Linked DNA regions of Homo sapiens: regions 2, 3 and 4 are each linked to region 1. Evidence: chromatin contacts called from ENCODE Hi-C or POLR2A ChIA-PET data. All regions are on one chromosome and are shown on one strand. The core of a region is the stretch at or near the end of the contact, and the rest is flanking DNA. Distances in the headings are between cores, read along the strand shown.

What was found. Hi-C counts contacts between places; a loop is a spot of excess contacts on that map. ChIA-PET counts read pairs that join two places held with the same protein, here RNA polymerase II (POLR2A). Pooled maps may share reads with other maps.
Region 2: a loop to region 1 is called in a map of gastrocnemius medialis, with 6 times the contacts of the local background. The contact joins the promoter of MPZL1 here to the promoter of SLC19A2 in region 1. A Hi-C loop is called at or near these places in 3 of 168 maps with a recorded cell type or tissue (ascending aorta, gastrocnemius medialis and naive thymus-derived CD4-positive, alpha-beta T cell), 1 of 37 single-sample maps with no recorded cell type and 18 of 50 pooled maps.
Region 3: a loop to region 1 is called in a pooled map, with 5 times the contacts of the local background. The contact joins the promoter of GPR161 here to the promoter of SLC19A2 in region 1. A Hi-C loop is called at or near these places in 6 of 50 pooled maps.
Region 4: a loop to region 1 is called in a pooled map, with 3 times the contacts of the local background. The contact joins the enhancer-like site here to the promoter of SLC19A2 in region 1. A Hi-C loop is called at or near these places in 3 of 50 pooled maps. POLR2A ChIA-PET finds 5 or more read pairs at or near these places in 2 of 52 experiments (Panc1 and activated T-cell).

The regions. Positions count from the first base shown.
Region 1 is chr1:169,484,487-169,487,322 of GRCh38, reverse strand. SLC19A2 (solute carrier family 19 member 2) reads left to right here and starts at 1,379. Exons shown (of 6, transcript NM_006996.3): 1 at 1,379-1,760. The coding sequence starts at 1,557. RefSeq lists enhancers at 945-1,014, 322-1,242, 1,025-1,274, 1,078-1,372, 1,915-1,974 and a silencer at 1,555-1,734.
Region 2 is chr1:167,720,646-167,723,481 of GRCh38, reverse strand. It overlaps MPZL1 (myelin protein zero like 1), which reads right to left and starts at 1,500. Exons shown (of 6, transcript NM_003953.6): 1 at 1,240-1,500. The coding sequence starts at 1,330. RefSeq lists silencers at 861-1,000, 1,031-1,100, 1,491-1,860 and an enhancer at 672-1,172.
Region 3 is chr1:168,135,466-168,138,301 of GRCh38, reverse strand. It overlaps GPR161 (G protein-coupled receptor 161), which reads left to right and starts at 1,372. Exons shown (of 6, transcript NM_001375883.1): 1 at 1,372-1,563. RefSeq lists silencers at 677-971, 1,500-1,729.
Region 4 is chr1:168,407,609-168,410,444 of GRCh38, reverse strand. All of the region lies in intron 6 of LOC125312414 (a long non-coding RNA gene), which reads left to right. The region is part of intron 3 of LOC100505918 (a long non-coding RNA gene); the gene reads left to right. Among named protein-coding and RNA genes, the nearest start is that of MIR557, 34 kb to the right of the region's middle. Within about 2 kb of position 1,409, at least 4 of the 41 ENCODE cell types and tissues checked have a DNase peak (open chromatin) inside an H3K27ac peak, as active enhancers do.

The DNA.
Region 1 (2,836 bases), core at 130-2,629:
TCATCAGACATTATATAGCCTCTGGAGTGGAAAAGGAAATAAAGACTTAGCATGGTTATGAAAATAGATTTGAGCTCGTGGAACCTCTGAAAGGGTCCCAAGGACCCCCAGGGCTTCCTCGACCACACTTTGAGACTCATTGAGATATGTAAATACTGCCAGTTGTATTTCTTCACAGATTAATCAACTCACAGATTTGGGTGCATTCATTTGTGCAGTCTTAGAAACAAATCTTTCCCTTTACCAGTATCTTATTCCATCTGGTAGACTCATTTCTGCTGCTGATGCTTGAAAAAAGTGTCATTTGCTACCACAGGAGGAAAACGGTGCTAGATGGATCATAACATACAGAAAAGCAAGATAGTTCCAAAATGTTTCCAAGAGCTTCTGGCAGGATCTGTCATTCTACAAATACTGCACAGGAAAAATTGCTTTAAATGCTGCATCTTTGCAGTAGAAAGATTAGGATTGAGCCAGGCTGTGAGTCAGGCAGAAAAAGGCACACAGAGGGGGATGAAAGAAAGCACTGGAGAGTCTTGTCATGCTTTGCCCTTGAAAACTATGCCAAGACCTCTTTTGTGTTTTTAAATGAAGAAATCCATCATGTTTTGTGATTGCTGTAATGACTCAGGATCTTCCACCTTCCTTTTAACTATAAACCGTAGCGTAGTTAGGTGTTTGTTTTCTTTGTATCATGCTTGCAAAAAGTGACGAAATAAAGTTAAAACCCTTTAACTGGGACTCCATTACGGTTCTGCTGTTCAGTGACCAGCTTGTTCATTATTCTCACAATATTATCTACTTTCTTCATTTCAGTCTGTCTCTTAGATCCTGGGCTTCTGATGTCTTTCCATGGCGGATGAATACAATTTAAAACACGAAAGCTGCTGGAGGAAAGGTTTAACGTTCCCCCTCCCCAAGGTGAAATCTTTGCCTGGCCTCAGTCACTAAGTCTCTCAGGAGCGGAAACTGAATGGACATTCCGGAGACGGTGAATAAGAATGATAAACGGTGGTTGGGGAGAACAGCGCGTTTCTTCCAGCGGAGGACTAGGCCCACAGGACGCATTCCCAACAGATGAGCGGAGCCGACAGCAAGTGTGCCACGAACGCCAGCTGGCCGCCTCACTAGAGAGAGCTCCGCCGCAAGCCGCCGCTTTTGGAGTGGAGTTCCACATGTCCTCCGCGCTTGAGCCCTGGGACGTCAGAGGCCTGGCGTGCTGCCACCGCCCCAGTTCACGTCGTGTGACCCACGACCAATGGAAGAGCAGGCAAGTATTCCCGGCGTCCGCTGTGATTGGTTCCCGGAGTGGAGGCGGTGGCAGAGGGTGGGCCTTAGGACGGGTCTCCCTTAAACTGGGCGATCAGGCAGCGACCCTAGAGGCGTCTGTAGGGTAAAGCTGGGGGTTCTGTAGCCGGAGGCGGCGGCGAGTCCAGAACGTCCTGGCCTTACAGGGAGAAGGCGTCACTCGCGGTTACAAGTGCCTGACCCTCACTCCAGTTGGCGGAGGAGGAGAAGGAAGGGGCCGGGCCGGGTCCCCTCCCCTCGCGCCCCGGATGGATGTGCCCGGCCCGGTGTCTCGGCGGGCGGCGGCGGCGGCGGCCACTGTGCTCCTGCGGACCGCTCGGGTCCGTCGCGAATGCTGGTTCTTGCCGACCGCGCTGCTCTGCGCCTACGGCTTCTTCGCCAGCCTCAGGCCGTCCGAGCCCTTCCTGACCCCGTACCTGCTGGGGCCGGACAAGAACCTGACCGAGAGGGAGGTACGCGCGGCGGACGCGGGGCGCGGGAAGGGCGGGCGACCGGCCTGCGGGTGGGCAGCGGAGGAAGAGAGGACCGAGAAAAGCGCTCGAGCCATTCTCGGCAGAGATTTCTGATTTTGCCAGTTGGAGGTCGGCTTCGTGCTCTTCTTTGTGTTCATGATTTTCTGTTTTCTTCGGCTCTGTAGGACGAGTCTCCTGCGAAGGGCTCAGAACACGCGTCCAGAGGCCCCGTGCCTTGTGCGTCAGGCAGTATGCTGATCGTGTTGTAATGTGGCTTAGCGTGACTGCCCAGACTGGTCCAGCAGTTCCTGCTGGGGGCGAGGGGGCAATATTTTGACAAAGAAGTGAAAACAGCAAAGTGTACTTTGGACACGGCTTAGTAAATATTCATTGACTGAAAGTAGGCAACCACTGCTTTTCTGAAAGGATCTTCCCTCTACCTCCTTCACCTGCTTCCTGTCCATACCTTACTTTGTTTGCATTTGGCAGAATGGGTGGGCTTAATCAAGTAAGGACAGGACAGAAGTACAGAACATCTTAATTTGTCTTGATTTTTAATTGGGTGAGGTTGTGTCCAAGGATATCCTGCCCCTCTCTACCTTAAGACCAACCTCCAGGGATAAAGGCAGATGGTGAAACATAATTGACTTTTAATTATAGTGTTTCTTGTATTGCGAATTGTTGCTTCACAGATGTTAGTTTTGCTTCTCAGATACAAGGTGATGTCTTTGAAGGCCTTCTGTGATGTTCAGGGTAATTGAGAGCACGTAGTCCATCATCAAGAGTTTCTTGCTGATTGATTTTTTCCCTAGATGAGGGCTTACAAATAAAGTACTTCAGAAGCGCATAGTGTACTTTAGAAATGTGCTGACCTATTTAAGTGCATGGTCAAAACCAGCACTTGATTTTTGCAGAAGAAAGACAATATATAAACTGAGAAAGAAATTAAACCCAAAGTACTTCCACAAAACCGAAATAAAGCCGATTCAACACCCTCTTCCTTGAATACAACAAAGGGTGAAAGCTGAGGTCTCATGTTCTTTTTCCTACTATCAGTCAAGGGGCCACTTGAGAGC
Region 2 (2,836 bases), core at 251-2,750, 1.8 Mb after region 1:
AAGACAAAATACAGAATGGATTGTGTCTTACACAAAGTGTGTCATCATCTGTCAACCCCTGGAGGGTAGGGAGACTTTTACATTTATGCTTTACAGCCCCTGGAATCACTGTTTAAGTGGAACAGTTGGTGATCCAACAGAACTTCACCTAGTTTCCCTGATCCAAGGATTATATTAAGAACTTTTCCATGAAGAAAGAAATTACTGAGTAAACTCTGGTATTCAGATACTGTGATGCTAAATCATAACTGACATTTTGAAAACAAAGGGAATGAAAAAAATCTACGTGGTTTCTTAGCAGCTGGCCCTCTTTATAACTATTATTTAACTAAATTCGGAGACAGCAACAAGTACTTTGCTTTGAACAACAACACAGAAAAGTCCTGTGGCAGATACCACTTCAGATGTCCATAAAACAAGTCATCCAATTCCCATAAATTGAGCCCGAGGTTTACCTTAAGCTTGAGTCACAATATTTGGTAAGAAAAAGGAGCTTTTTTTTTCCTTTAGGAAAATTATGCTTTTTAATGCTCTATGTCTTGTCAAATTATGGTGGCTACGTCTGGAATTATGATGGATTTGACCAAATTCTTTTAAGCCAGGCCATCTCACTGGTATTCCAAGCTCTTTGCATTCTAACCTAGAAGTAACAATATTTTTTTATTGGCGTTTTGCAGACCACGGAAATGAGACTCTTTTATTACGGAGACTTAAAACTGAATGAGAGCATGGGAAAGGGAACTTACAACAAAACCCTGGCTTAACAGGAAACAAATCAACAAAGGCCCTACAAATGAAAAACCTGCAACTTTCCGCCACCTCCCAAAGGTGAAGAACGCCAGAACCCTAGTTCCTGAGTCAGAATCCGGGAGGGCCTAGACGATCCAGAGTCACCACGAGGAGAGGGCAGGGTGCGCCGCGAGGGCTCACCGCAGCCGCCCGCCGGGTCCGCTCCCCTGGACCGCCCCCCGGGAAGGAGCAAGGTAAAGCACTCTCCCCTCCTCCTCCGCACTCCAGGATCCAGGAAAGAGAAGAAAGAGGCTCTGCGCCTTCCCGGCCAGTCGCGGAGGCCCGCGTTCCCCATGGGCTGGGTCCCCTCGGCCCCAGAGAGCGCAGGCCGCGCCCCCTCCCCACCTCGGCTCTCAGTGCGCGCGCCTGGCCTGCGACCGCCGCGATGGGCGTGTGTCGGGCCCGGGGGCCCCACTCCCCGGCCCCAGCCCTGGTCCTGGCATCACTTACAGAGCCCAAGCGCCGCCGCCAGCACCGACCACAGCCAGCGCCGGCTGTCTGGGGCTGCAATCACCGCCCCGGCTCCGGCGGACGCTGCCATCGTCCAGCCACTGCAGTCGCCGCCGCCGCCGCCGCGTCCCTGAGCCCGGGTCCCCGCTGAGGTTGGCTCGGCTTGGGGAAGAGGCTTCTGATCTCTCCGCCACCCGCGCCGGGTGGCACCTCCACGCCGCGCTCCCCACTCCGGTCCCAGCCGCGGCTCTCCAGCTCTGCACCGAAGCCTCAGCCCCACTCCGGCCCTCGCTGTCCGCTCATTGGCCTGCCCGCACCCTTTTAAGGACGCGATTGGAGAGTCAGGCTGTCCATCATCCGTCCGCCGGGAAGGCCCCGCCTCCTCGGTCCCACCCAGGCGCCTCGGCCCCGCGCGGAGGCCGGGTCTGCAGCGGTCCCAGGCCGAGCCGAGCCTTCCGCCTGCCTGCGTGGCTGTCCGCCTGCGGGCCCCACCAGCCAGCGTCTCCTCTGCCTTTCTCAGGGTCCAGTCCCGTGGTCCTCTTCATTGTCTCTCCTCGCCACAGGTCTTTGCTGGGTACTAACCTCGCCTCCGTTTCAGCTCTTCTTGTTCTCTGCCGGCCTCACCTAACGAAAAAGAAGCAATTCATTTACCTTAAAAAGAAAGAAAAGACAGAAAGAAAAATAATGAGGCGTTCAATTGATGGGGGAGAGACTTCTGATTCAGTCGTCCAGGTGGAACACGTTCCCCGTGCCGTGTCCCCAAGGCCTGTCCTTTGCGTGGACTAGATAATGTATGTGTTGCAATTTGCGAAATCTACTAGTTTAAAAAGAAGTCTCCATCTTGCCCTAACCTCCTCTTAGGAACCTCCCTCCTGGCTTCAGAAGGATGGGAATCTGGAACTCTTTCCTACTACCTGAAAAACAAATGAAAATGCTTTTTGATTGTTTTGCTTTCGCATATCTGTGTTCCTGTCTGTGTCCGTGAAAAATAGAAAGCAGAAGTTCCCAACACTGATTCTGAAGTGCCCTGCAGAAGTTCCCGACACTGATTGCTGGCCCTGCTCAACTTGGTTGCCTTGGCCCAGAACAGTCTGCCACCTACGGGTTGTCCAATCAATAGGGGAAATATTTGGAAGGATCCTTATGAAAATGGCTTACAAAAGGGAAAAATGGGGGACAGGGGCACAAGAAAGATGAGTGTGAAGGAGGAAAAGGGAAGATTCAGGTGGGAGGCTGATACGATGAGGAAGGGAAGCAAGCTTTAGACAATTAGGACAAGAGCGGGGGAAGAGTATGGTGAGAACCCAAAATGTAACCTCTCACTTCAGGGTTTTTGTCTAAGGTCAGTCTTAACAATGCCATTCCTGATATCTGTGCTGTTTCAGCTAACATTGCAGTACAGCGAAATCATAAGAACATTAGTGAGAAAAAAACTTAAAAAAAAAAAATACCAGAACCACTTTGCCCTATTTCTGTCAGCAGATCCTTTTGAAGTTGTATCTCAAATGCCATAGGTTGGAAAAGATACCAATGCATTAATTGAACCATGGATGTAGAACACCTGGGCTTTACTCTCAAGAAGCACATCGTCTACTAG
Region 3 (2,836 bases), core at 123-2,622, 1.3 Mb after region 1:
GGAAGGTTAACTCACTCCCTCAGGCTCATAGAGCTTAGCCGACATCTGAGTCAGTGTAAATTAAATAAATATCAGGGATTTCAAAATAAGTGTCTAAAATACTATTAAGAACAGAAAGCTTTAAGCTCCTTCAAGTGTCTGGCTTGCCGCGTGACCTAGACTCTTAAGTGGAGCGTCAGCTTCCAGTTTTTGACCAAATAAAGCATTTATCCCATAGGAATATTAAGGCACCCATTTACTTTTTTCTCCCCATTATCCCATTTGTCCCCAGAGCAATGTGGGTGTTTGGCAGGTGCCAGACAGTAAATTACTGTTCTAAATTGTGCCTCAGTGGCCCAATAATATTAAGGAAGCATCTCCCACAGTGTCAATCTGTAGACAAGGGAATAATTAATGTATTTATCAAAGCAGATGGATTTCAGAGGAATGTGAATCCTGCTCTAAGCACAGCATCAGGGTTTGTTTTTTTTTTTCTGGAGTTTAGTGAACTGGGCTTTGTAACTTCTTACCTGATTATTTTGCTGCCCTGTTTGTCCTTCCTTCTTTCCCTTTTTAGCAGTTCTACTCTGTGCTTCAACTTTTCATCCCCTTATTAAGACTGCTGCATAGAAAACGTAGGAGTCTGGAGACAGGCAGGCAAAGTGGGGAGTGAGGAAGGGAAAACAAACATTCTGAGAAGGAACTGTTCCGTCCCCCGAGCTGACAGCGCCCGCTCTTTGTTTTGTGATGACTGCTCCCTGGCCTTTTGGTTCCGAGGGAGTGCAGGGCAGCAGTGTGAAGACCTGTTTACGTCCACTCCCCACTCCCCGGGGCTGGCTTCGGGACGAATTCACTGTGGTATTAACAGAGCCCGGGACAGAGCCTGGCAGAAGGCAGATGGATGCTCGTGCCCGTCGGCTGGATGAATGAAAGGTGAGCAGCAAAGGCGATACCAGGATCGTCCACGGCGGGACTGGAGGAGGAGAATGGGACTGTGCGGAGCCTGCGGGAAGAATCTGAAAGTGTCTGTGTGATGGAGAGAGACATGGAAAAGGCGACGTCCCAGCGGCTGGAACTGGGGCGGAGGAACGGGAACAGGGAAGGCCTGAGTTAGGCACCACAAAGGTTTTCAGGAGAAAAGTGGGGCGAGCCGAGAGGGTAAGGGCGAGACAAAGAGCAGCAGCCGAGGCTGTTCGTGGGAAGAAATGGGAAAGAAGCAGCCGGGAGGGCGGGCGGACGGACGCGAAGGAAGGGGCGCGGGTGGGGAGGGGCGCCGGGAGCTGGGCGGGGCGGGGCAGTGCGGGGCGCGGGGAGGCGGCTCGGGGCTCCGGGGGCCGGAGGGGCCCGGCCGGGCGTGGGGGGGGCGGGGCGGGGCGCGGGCGCCGCAAAGTTACTTGGCCTGCGCCCGCCCGGGTCCGCGTGCTGGTGGCTGGCCCGCGGGAGGAGCGAAGCGGGGCTCGGTGGGCTGAAACCCGAAACCTCCAGTCCCGGAGCGCGGCGGGGAGGAAGGAAGCGGCGGCGGCGGTGGCCGAGGCGGGGAGGCGGCTGGGCCGGGGCCTGAGCTGCCGCGGCGGCCGCTCCTCGGTGAGCACCCGGCGTGGGGCGCGGGCGCGGGCCCGGGCGGAGAGGGCGGTCCGGATGGAGCCAGGCTAAACTCATTGTGCGAGGCTGAGGGCTCAGGGCGCGGGCCGGGAAGGGTCCCCGCCCCCACGGCGCTCCCTTTCTCCCCGCGCCCCTCTCGGAGGTCAGGGCTGTCCTCCGCCCGCACTGCGCCTTGCTTTGGAGAGCTGGAGCTCTTTGTGGGAAGATGTTGGGGGCGCGCCCCTCCCCTGCGGCCTGGGGCTTCTGAGAGGCCCACCCCATTCTGCTGGGTGCAGCCCGCCCCGTTTCTCCGGCGCCGCCCGAAGCCCCTAAACAGTCCGCTGGATGGGAGGGCGTAGGTGCGTGCCCGGGACTCTGCCGATGCGGGCCGCGCCCCCTGGGGCCAAGAGACTCCACGTCCCGCTCAGGGCAAAGGGTGTGGGGAGAAGCGGTCACGCCCCTCGGCTGGAATCCGTGAGGACCAGGTGAGCAGCCTTCTCCCAGCCGGGACTCAGGGCGCTGTCTCCCCGAGCCTGGGCGGGCGGCGGGTGGCGCGCCCAGAAGTGGCCCGGCGCCGCCGGATGGGCGGCTCTGCCCCTCAGATCTGCGGGAGGGAGATTCGGCTGGTTCTTGGAAAGGGGAGAACTCGACCAGCCCTCGGCGCCTTCTGGGCCAAGCTTAACCCCCGTGCAACCTTTGGACAAAGGCATATGGGATGAGAACGTCTGTTGGGTAAGTGGGGTGTGTCCTGTGCTTCCCGGAGGTCTGCTCACCAGTAACCACATAGCTGCGCATTGGCATCGCTTTATATCACATCTTGGAGGCTATTTTTGCTTGTTATTGTACTTTCATCCCTTTTGCAAAGTGCTTTCATAGAGCAGGTCATTTGATCCACCTCCCGGTGAAGCCGTGAGGAGGTGTGTGGTTTTGGAGGGAAAGAACCTCAGTTCCTTGATTGTCCAATGGAGACACCGATAACCTCCGGTGAGCCTGTCTCAGCGTCCTAGGGGCTGGGGGAGGATGGCCATCCTTGTGGCTCCTCCGTGGAGCCAGGCGTGGATTCAGCCTGGCTTCTTCTCCCCTAGTGACCTGGACCTCCAGATGAGTTCTGGAGAGCTACTGCTTCGGGGAATAGGCGGTTTTCCCTTATAATCTATTTTACTGCAGCCACTGGGAGCAAGTGAAGAGAGGCATTTTTCAGGCCCTCAGGGCAGAAAGAGGAGGTGGGAGGGACCTCAGGTCATAGAGACAGAGGCTCTTCAACTGTAACTGGAAT
Region 4 (2,836 bases), core at 160-2,659, 1.1 Mb after region 1:
AATGGACAGTAGTGCCAGCTCCTGCTCTGTGAAATGCATTGCTCTCTGAAACCCATTGTGGTGTTTGTATGGAGGCCCTGCTTCCCCAGAAGCTCTGGTCATAGATGAGAGCAGCAAGGATGCTACAGCTGACCCGCTCCTGTGAGACATGGCACTCTGAGGCTCCAGGACTGTCAAAGGCCTTCTTGAACATTCCCTAGGCTACACAGAAGTCTAAAATGCTTCCACCTACCTTCCCCTTCCTCCCTCCTTCCGTTGGGGTCAGATTTGCATTTCAGTCTTATAGCTCTCCCAGTGTTCCCAGCCTCTTCCCCATTTCCTCTCATGGTCCTTTAATAAAATCTCACACACCTAATCCCATCTTGGCACTGGCTTGTTAGAGGGCCCAGACTAACAGCTGAGCACAGGAAGTGCCCTGGACAGCACCAGGTCACCAGGATCCCGCCATTGAAGTACCTGGCACCTCAGCCTCACATTGCATGGCCTGGGTCGGGAGGTGCCTTCACGGCTTCCTCACCTACCCATCAGGGAATTCCTTCAGTCTGCTTTGCAATGCTCCCAGCAACCTGACAGTGGGATTTCCTACCAACAAGACCCAATGATTGGCCCCAGTATGTGACAGATAAGAAAGTGCAAAACATGGAGTCTACAGTTCCTGGCATTAAGGAGTCTAAGAATGAAACTCAACACCACTCTGGCTAAGAGCTTAAAAAAGAAAAATACAATAGGGCCCTAGAAAGCTGGGGTAAAAGCCAGCCAGAGAGAAGCAGCAGCTAAAGCCATACTGTATGGGCTAACAAGTCAACAGCAGCAGTGCAGAGGAAACCCATCCACTTGATTTCCGAGGGGTCTGGAATTTCTGGGGAAAGCAGCAAAGCACAACTCTGAAGACAAGAAAGTGCCCATCCACCCAAGCCTCCTGTTTTGGGACTCCATCACTTTCCAAAATAATTCTAAATTCAGAACCAACCCACATCTGCAGTGAAGAGTATACATTCATTAGAAATTTAGGAATAAGTTTCTGCTGAGGAGGTTAAATTTTTCCATGGCTTCTCTCAGGGTGGACTGATGAAAATTGATTTCTTATTGATAAAGTGTTATGTTTTGTGAGTTTTTTTTTTAATTTGGGCCTCCTTCCCTTTTATGCTGCTGTTTGCTGCCTTTTTGCCCATGTGTACAGAATAGAAACTAGGCTTATTTGTGCTGCTTTTGCCCCAGCCCTTCCTATTTTGAGGACCCTGACTTCTGACTCAACTGCTCTAATCCTCTATTACCCATCATGCCCTCAGGAGCTACCAAGCAACTCGTGCAGTTGAATGCCCCAGAACCATTCTTCACAGGGTATCCGTGGAAATCATCACCCTTTCACCTTCAGATTCTGGCTCAAAGAAATTGTGGGCGATGAGTCACCTAACTCTGTGACTCATATCTGGTCTCAATAAAGGTGTTTTATGAGTTGAAAAAAAGAGGCATCCATATAGATAAGACAAGAAGGCAAACTAATTAATGAAAATAATCCTGCAAAGGTGGTGAGATTAGAGATCTCTGTGTTTGGTTTGAAATTTTATTTAATGCATAAATGACTATAGAATAAAAAATGGATAAATTCCTGTAAAATAAAAATTCATCATTACAACTTTATTCTTCCTCTGAGCCAAGACCAGAGCTAGAATTTTTTTGAGACAAAGTTCAAAATTTTATTTCTGCCTCTAGATTTCTTTTCCAAGGTCAAGTTCCCTCCACTTTGCCACTCCCTTTCTCACGCAATCCCTTTCTTTCCTCATATTTGAGGTCATCCCTCGGGAATGGGAGAGAGCTGGGATGTGGTATTAGGAGTATCCTTGCTATTCGCTCTTCCTGGAATGCTTTTCCTCCCACCACCTTGACATTTTTGCCCAAATGTCAACTTCTCAGTCAGGTGTTCCTTGACCACCCCACTAAAATTTGCAAACCACCCTTCAACCCCTAGTACACTGTATTACCTTCTAAGCTTGATGTTTCTTCATAGCTTTCCCTATGAGAGCCAAGATTGTTGTTTTATCTACTGCTCTTTCCCCAGTACCTAGAACAGTTCCCCAAATATTCTCAGGTTTGTTCAATGTGTTGTTCAACTCTTTTAAATTCTTACTGATTTTTGTCTGATTGCTCTATTCATTACTGACAGAAGTGTAGTAAAATCATCCACTATGGTTGTCAGTTTCTCTACTTATTCCTGAAGTTTTGATAATTTTTACTTTATGTATTTTGGGATTATGTTACTTGGAGTACAGAAATTTAGAAGTGACTTATAACCTGAGGAATTGTCCTTTGTCATTATCTAGAGATTGTTTATTTCTAATAATGCTTTTTTTCTCTTAAAGTCTATTTTATCTGATTTTAAAATAGGTACTTTGACTTTTGGTTTTGGTTTCAGTTTGTATGGTATATCTTTTTCTAACATTTTACTTGCAGTCTTTAAGCTGTTCTCTTGTAAAGAGTATATGCTTTCTTTCTAATACAGTCAGATAACTTTGGTTAGGGTATTTAACTCCACTTACATGTAACATAATTTGACATGTTAGCACTTAAGTCGGTTATTTACTACATGCCTATTCTACATTTTTTCTCTTCTTTCTTGCTGTATTTGATTATATTTTAATCATTTACTTCTTCCCCTCCACTAGTTCATAAATTACACACTTTTTTGAATTGTTTCAATAATTGCCCTTGAAATTATAATGTGTATTTATGACTTAACAAATTCTGATGATAATTGATACCCTCACTCCTCCTAGACAATGTAAAGACCTTAGAACATTTTAACTCCATTCTCTGACCCCTCCTCCACCCATTGTAG